Regions from separate parts of the Homo sapiens genome. Here region 1 is linked to region 2. A link is a contact called in ENCODE Hi-C or POLR2A ChIA-PET data. All regions are on one chromosome and are shown on one strand. Each heading gives the region's core, a stretch centred on a gene start or an enhancer-like site at or near the end of the contact. The rest is flanking DNA. Distances are from core to core; before and after follow the strand shown.

The links. A loop is a pair of places that touch in the nucleus more often than their neighbours do. ChIA-PET counts read pairs that join two places held with the same protein, here RNA polymerase II (POLR2A). Pooled maps may share reads with other maps.
Region 1: a loop to region 2 is called in a pooled map, with 10 times the contacts of the local background. The contact joins the promoter of NOL6 here to the promoter of STOML2 in region 2. A Hi-C loop is called at or near these places in 1 of 168 maps with a recorded cell type or tissue (naive thymus-derived CD4-positive, alpha-beta T cell), 1 of 37 single-sample maps with no recorded cell type and 7 of 50 pooled maps. POLR2A ChIA-PET finds 5 or more read pairs at or near these places in 1 of 52 experiments (activated CD4-positive, alpha-beta T cell).

Annotation. Positions count from the first base shown.
Region 1 is chr9:33,472,493-33,475,192 of GRCh38, reverse strand. NOL6 (nucleolar protein 6) reads left to right here and starts at 1,269. Exons shown (of 26, transcript NM_022917.5): 1 at 1,269-1,404. The coding sequence starts at 1,351. LOC107987061 (a long non-coding RNA gene) reads right to left here and starts at 1,053. Exons shown (of 3, transcript XR_001746648.3): 1 at 996-1,053. RefSeq lists an enhancer at 1,318-1,657.
Region 2 is chr9:35,101,785-35,104,484 of GRCh38, reverse strand. It overlaps STOML2 (stomatin like 2), which reads left to right and starts at 1,354. Exons shown (of 10, transcript NM_013442.3): 1 at 1,354-1,435; 2 at 1,662-1,799; 3 at 2,291-2,390; 4 at 2,523-2,581; 5 at 2,674-2,700. The coding sequence starts at 1,391. It overlaps ATOSB (atos homolog B), which reads left to right. Exons shown (of 9, transcript NM_025182.4): 9 at 1-368. It also overlaps a transcript of PIGO-AS1 not described here. RefSeq lists enhancers at 1,087-1,136, 1,257-1,306, 1,317-1,586, 1,717-1,976.

The sequences.
Region 1 (2,700 bases), core at 20-2,519, 1.6 Mb after region 2:
AAAAAAAAAAAAAAAAAAAATATATATATATATATATATATATATATATATATATATATTATATGGTAATAGTTGAATTTAGATGATCCTGCATTAGGAAATAAAATGAAACATATAACGGTTATTACTGGAATAACTGACAAAATTTAAAGATGGAATTTGTATACTAGTATTGAATCACGATTAAATTTCCTTAATTTCATAATCGGGCTGTGCTTACATAAGAGGTAGTCCTTGATCTTAGTAGATACATACCTAAGTATTTAGGGAGATGTGTGATTGGTTTTCAAATGGTTTTGCAAAATAATATGTAAATACATAGGTAAAGATAAACTTGGCAAAATAGTAACACTAAGTGAATCTAGGTGAAGAGTATATGCGCATTCATTATATTATTCTTGCAACATTTGTTTTAAATTTTTAATAGTTTAAAAATAGGCCGGGAGCAGTGGCTCAGGCCTGTAATCCCAGCATTTCGGGAGGCCAAGGTGGGCGGGTCACTGGCAGTCAGGAGTTTGAGACCAGCCTAGGCAACATGAGGAAACCCCATCTCTAGTGAAAATACAAAAATTAGACGGGTGTGATGGTACCTGCCTGTAATCCCAGCTCCTCAGGAGGCTGAGGCACGAGAATCGCTTGAGCCTGGGAGAGGGAGGATGCAGGGAGCTGAGATCGTGCCACTGCACTCCAGCCTGGGCGACAGAGCAAGACTACTCCAAAAATAAATAAATAAATAAATAAATAAATAAATAAATAAATAAATAAAAATAACTAAATTACTTGAAATTGTAATAAGCTAAGTAATAAGTAAAAACTGGAGAAAAGTCATAACAATAATTCGGGAACAAGATGATGTGACGGGCTAAACCTGGCAGTGAAGACACAGAAAAATGAATAAATTCAAGGTATGTTTTGGAGGTAGAACTGACAAGATTTGTTAACTGATAAGGTGTAGCAAATAAAGAAAAAGGGAGGAATAACTGCTGTAAACAAACCTGACCAAAAGGAACAAACTAGCTCCGCCCTTCCCGATTGCAGCCACGCGAAGGAAGTGAGGAAAAGAAAGCAAAGGCCTAGCTACGGGCAGGCTTCCGTTCTAGCGTCGCGAAGAGGCCGTAAAGCACAGAAACCCGTTTGTCCCCTCCCCTAATGGGCGGGCCTTGAGACTGCCCGGCCAATGGCAAGCGAGTAATCGACTGATAATCCAATAGCTCTGGAGTGGGTGGAGTCCTGAGGAATTGGGGTGGGCTGGACTTGGGCCTGGAGTTAGGCATTTCCGCCCACGTGGGAAGCTATGAGGTATAGACCCGGCTAGAATCTGAAGTGCGGGAGAGTGCTGGACCCTGAGTGATGGGGCCGGCGCCAGCTGGAGAGCAGCTTCGCGGAGCGACTGGAGAGCCAGAGGTGGGTTGAGCCATCGGGGAGGAACAGAGGCTCAATGTGCGCTCCCTTGGCTGCAGGGCCCGAGATGGCGTGATCTGACAGCTTGCGGGTGAAAGCCATGCCGGCGGCCCATTCTGGAGGATGTTTCCAGCCAGTGGCACTGAGACAGGGCTTGCTAGGGGTGATGGAACCTGGCAGTATTTGGTTAGAAGCAGTGAAGCCGGTAGAGCCTCTGCTCTCTTCTGGAGCTCTGCACCTCAAAGTTGAAGAGACCCACACTTGGGTCGTTTCTTTTATTTGGTGGTCCTTGACGATAAGCGGGATCTTCCTCCACAGAATTTGTGTCCAGTTCTGTGCTCCCCGCTGTAGCGGAGGGCATACGGTGCCTCTCCTGGAGCGCTCCAGTAAGGCTCTCTGGGATGAGAGGCATCGTGGAGCGGATGGGCCCACGGCTGTAGGGGAAAAGGTTTGGGATCCTGCACGCTTGCCTTTGAAGCCTGCTCATAGTACGGGTGTACCAGTTGTGGAACCTCGAGTGAATAGTGGGACTTCAAGTGTCTTCAAGAATTATTTTGAGGATTTAATGACTTGCTAAATGTGTCCTCTGGGGTCCAGTCGGTTCTAGCTCCTTCCATCAGTGAGTATTTAGTGTAAACTGAGGCAGTCAGGTCTTCCTAGAGGAGGTGGAACCTGGCAGGATTTGGTTGGAGCGAGAATGGGAAAGACATTTGAGAAGTCCCAGGCCTATATCAGCAGAAGAGGAAACTTCCTGAAAATACAAGGGGCCTGGGCATTACTTAGGGCAGGGCTCAGTCAGCTTCTTTTTTTTTTTTTTTTTTTTGACAGTCTTGCTCTGTTGCCCAGGCTAGAATGCAATGGCACGATCTCGGCTCACTTCAGCCTCTGCCTCCTGGGTTCAAGTGATTTTCCTGCCTCAGTCTCCCGCGTAGCTGAGATTACAGGCATGTGCCACCACACCTGGCTAATTTTTGTATTTTTAATAGAGACGGAGTTTCCCCATGTTGGCCAGGCTGATTTCGAACTCCTGACTTCAGCTGATCCGCCCAGCTCCACCTCCCAAACTGCTGGGATTACAGGCGTCAGCCACCGTGTCCAGCCTGGGCCCAGTCAGCTTCTATCACTACCAATTCCAAACAGAGCTCCATGCTTGTGGTGTCAGGTAGACAGGAGAGCTCTTAACTCAAGGAATTTTCGGCTCAGCGCTCAGTGATGTTCATCCAAGTAACGATTCTCCTGAGTTTTACAAAATCTGACTCCTACTCAAAAGAGGGACAGAGCAGGTGAAGCTTTTACCCA
Region 2 (2,700 bases), core at 105-2,604:
CCCTCTCCTCCTACCTGTGTCTCCTTGTTTTGGGGTCCTGACTGAAGAAGGTGTCCAGGGGGCAGAGTCAGGGCCAAGCACTGGGGTGCCTCCTCTCACCTGGCCAGACTCTGACCCACCTACCTCAGCTGGGGTGAGGGGCACCCCTCAAACTCAGTCATGTGGTTCCAAACTACCCCATTCCCCACTCCAGACTCTGACCCAGCCTCAGTCCTAACTCCTGGGGCTGGGCTGAGGGGAACAAGCATTTGCTGAAACTTGAAAAAACAAAGCAAATCAAAAACAGGAAAAAATTGTACCTGGTACTTTTTTTTAGAAAAAAAGATTAAAAAAGAAAGAATAAATTCTTGTTTGGAAACTTGAACTAAGCTCTACTTTTGTTGTTGTTGTTGTTGTTGGGGAGAGGGTGTGAAGGGGGATGGAGGGCCTTCCTGGAGCTGGGACTCAGCCCTTTCTACCAGAGAGGCAACAGGCCTGGGCCCATGAGGTCTTAGGCTAGTCCCTGCTGATTCCTGGGGCCTGGTTTTTCTCCTTTCGGAGGGGTTGGTGGGTAAAGTTCAGCCGTAGAAGCTGAACTCTGAATTGTAGATCAGGATTCTAATACTGGTTCTATTAATGACTTTAGCCCCTCAGAACTTCAGTGCCCTCATATGTAAAATGGAGGTGACTACGGAGGTCTCTTGACTACCAGAGCATTAGGGATGTGGGCAAGGTGACATGCTCCAGACAAGGTTGAACGTTGAGGCTGTTTGCTGGACTGTATTTAAGACCGGGCATAACAAACCTTGCTTGGGAAGACAGGGAAGGAGCTGCAGTGTCTTTGAGGAAAGAGGGGAGGGGAAAATCTCGGCCCAATCGCCAGGCAATATTAGGCCCAGTTTCCATGGCAACGGGATTGGGGTCAGTCCCCAGTGGGAGTCCTGGGCACAACACAGCGGGACTACCAGAGAATATCACTATGGCAACCATGGCAACGAGTCAGCTCCAATCCACTAGTCGCTATGGTGACAGATGGGGGCGATACTACGCTCTGGTGGGCAAACTGAGTCTCGGGTGAGGACGAATAATTCAGTGCGTGGTGTCTGAGTGATAATGCCCGCGAAAAATAGCCTCCATTTTGGCCATCAGGCCGGGGATCTTCGGCGTGAACAGCTAAACCCAGAACAACCACAGCCTTCGCCCTTCTCTAGAAGGTCTGCGTTTCCCAGGGAACAACTTGACGCGCCGTTCGACCAAGTAACGCTGATTGGGTGAGTGTTGAAGCGGGGGAGGGAGCTGCCGGAAGTACATCCGGGGGAGCGGAACTGCAAGAGGAAAGGCTCGGGTAGGCTTCTGGGAGCGACCGCTCCGCTCGTCTCGTTGGTTCCGGAGGTCGCTGCGGCGGTGGGAAATGCTGGCGCGCGCGGCGCGGGGCACTGGGGCCCTTTTGCTGAGGGTGAGAGCGAGGCAACCTTTCCAGAGGGTCAGGACAGAGATTACCTGGGTTCTCCGCTGGAAAAGAGCGAAATTCCAACTTTTGGAGAGGACTGGGGTCAGAGGTCATGGTCCCCATGTGATTCTCCGAGGATCCTGAGGGTCGTGGTTTATGGAGATGCCTTCAGGACCGAGGGGCGGCGTGTCTGGCCAGATGGGATCTCTGCTCACCCTCTTCTTTCCTTCAGGGCTCTCTACTGGCTTCTGGCCGCGCTCCGCGCCGCGCCTCCTCTGGATTGCCCCGAAACACCGTGGTACTGTTCGTGCCGCAGCAGGAGGCCTGGGTGGTGGAGCGAATGGGCCGATTCCACCGGATCCTGGAGCCTGTGAGAAACCTCTTCTGCCCACCCTGGGCCAGCCAGATGACCAATCCCTCACGACATGCAATGTCGGGAGGACTTCCTTTGGGCCTGCCCGCACTGTTAGCTCCCGACTCTGTAGGCCAGACCTGACAGGGCCCAGGCTGCTGACCATCATCCCCATGTTACCACCTTTTCCTATGCATCTCACAGGCCCCATTCTTGGGAATCTCCCCTGCCCACTCTCAGCCCTACCTCTCAGTCTGCATAGAGATGGCTATTCTGCTGGCTCCGATTCTCATGACTCTCCCCTCCATTCAGGGGCCTAGTCTTGCATTCCTGTTCTCTTGGGTTTTCTTACCAGTGACACCTCAGCCTTCTGAGGACTTATTTCTTGGTAGGAGCTGCTGCTTTTCTGGGCATGTTCCATGTGTTGACTCCCTACATACTCCAGGACTAGCTTAGGTCCCAACCCAATAGTTCCCAGCCTTCTGAGGACCCATGACTCCTCTTTCCAGGGTTTGAACATCCTCATCCCTGTGTTAGACCGGATCCGATATGTGCAGAGTCTCAAGGAAATTGTCATCAACGTGCCTGAGCAGTCGGCTGTGACTCTCGGTGAGGGGTTCAGGGTGACATGGGTGCTCTGAGGCTATTAGGATGTGGTTGCTGTAGATCCAGAGCTTAGTAGAAAGAACTGGTTGGGACCTAGAGGCCTGACTTTCCCCGTTTTCTCTCCTGGTTCTACAGACAATGTAACTCTGCAAATCGATGGAGTCCTTTACCTGCGCATCATGGACCCTTACAAGGTACCTGTCCCCTACTTTATCCAGCCTTTTGAGTTGCCCTCTTCACTAAAATCTTGTGCCCAAGCTTCTTACACTATCCGTGTCCATCTCAGGCAAGCTACGGTGTGGAGGACCCTGAG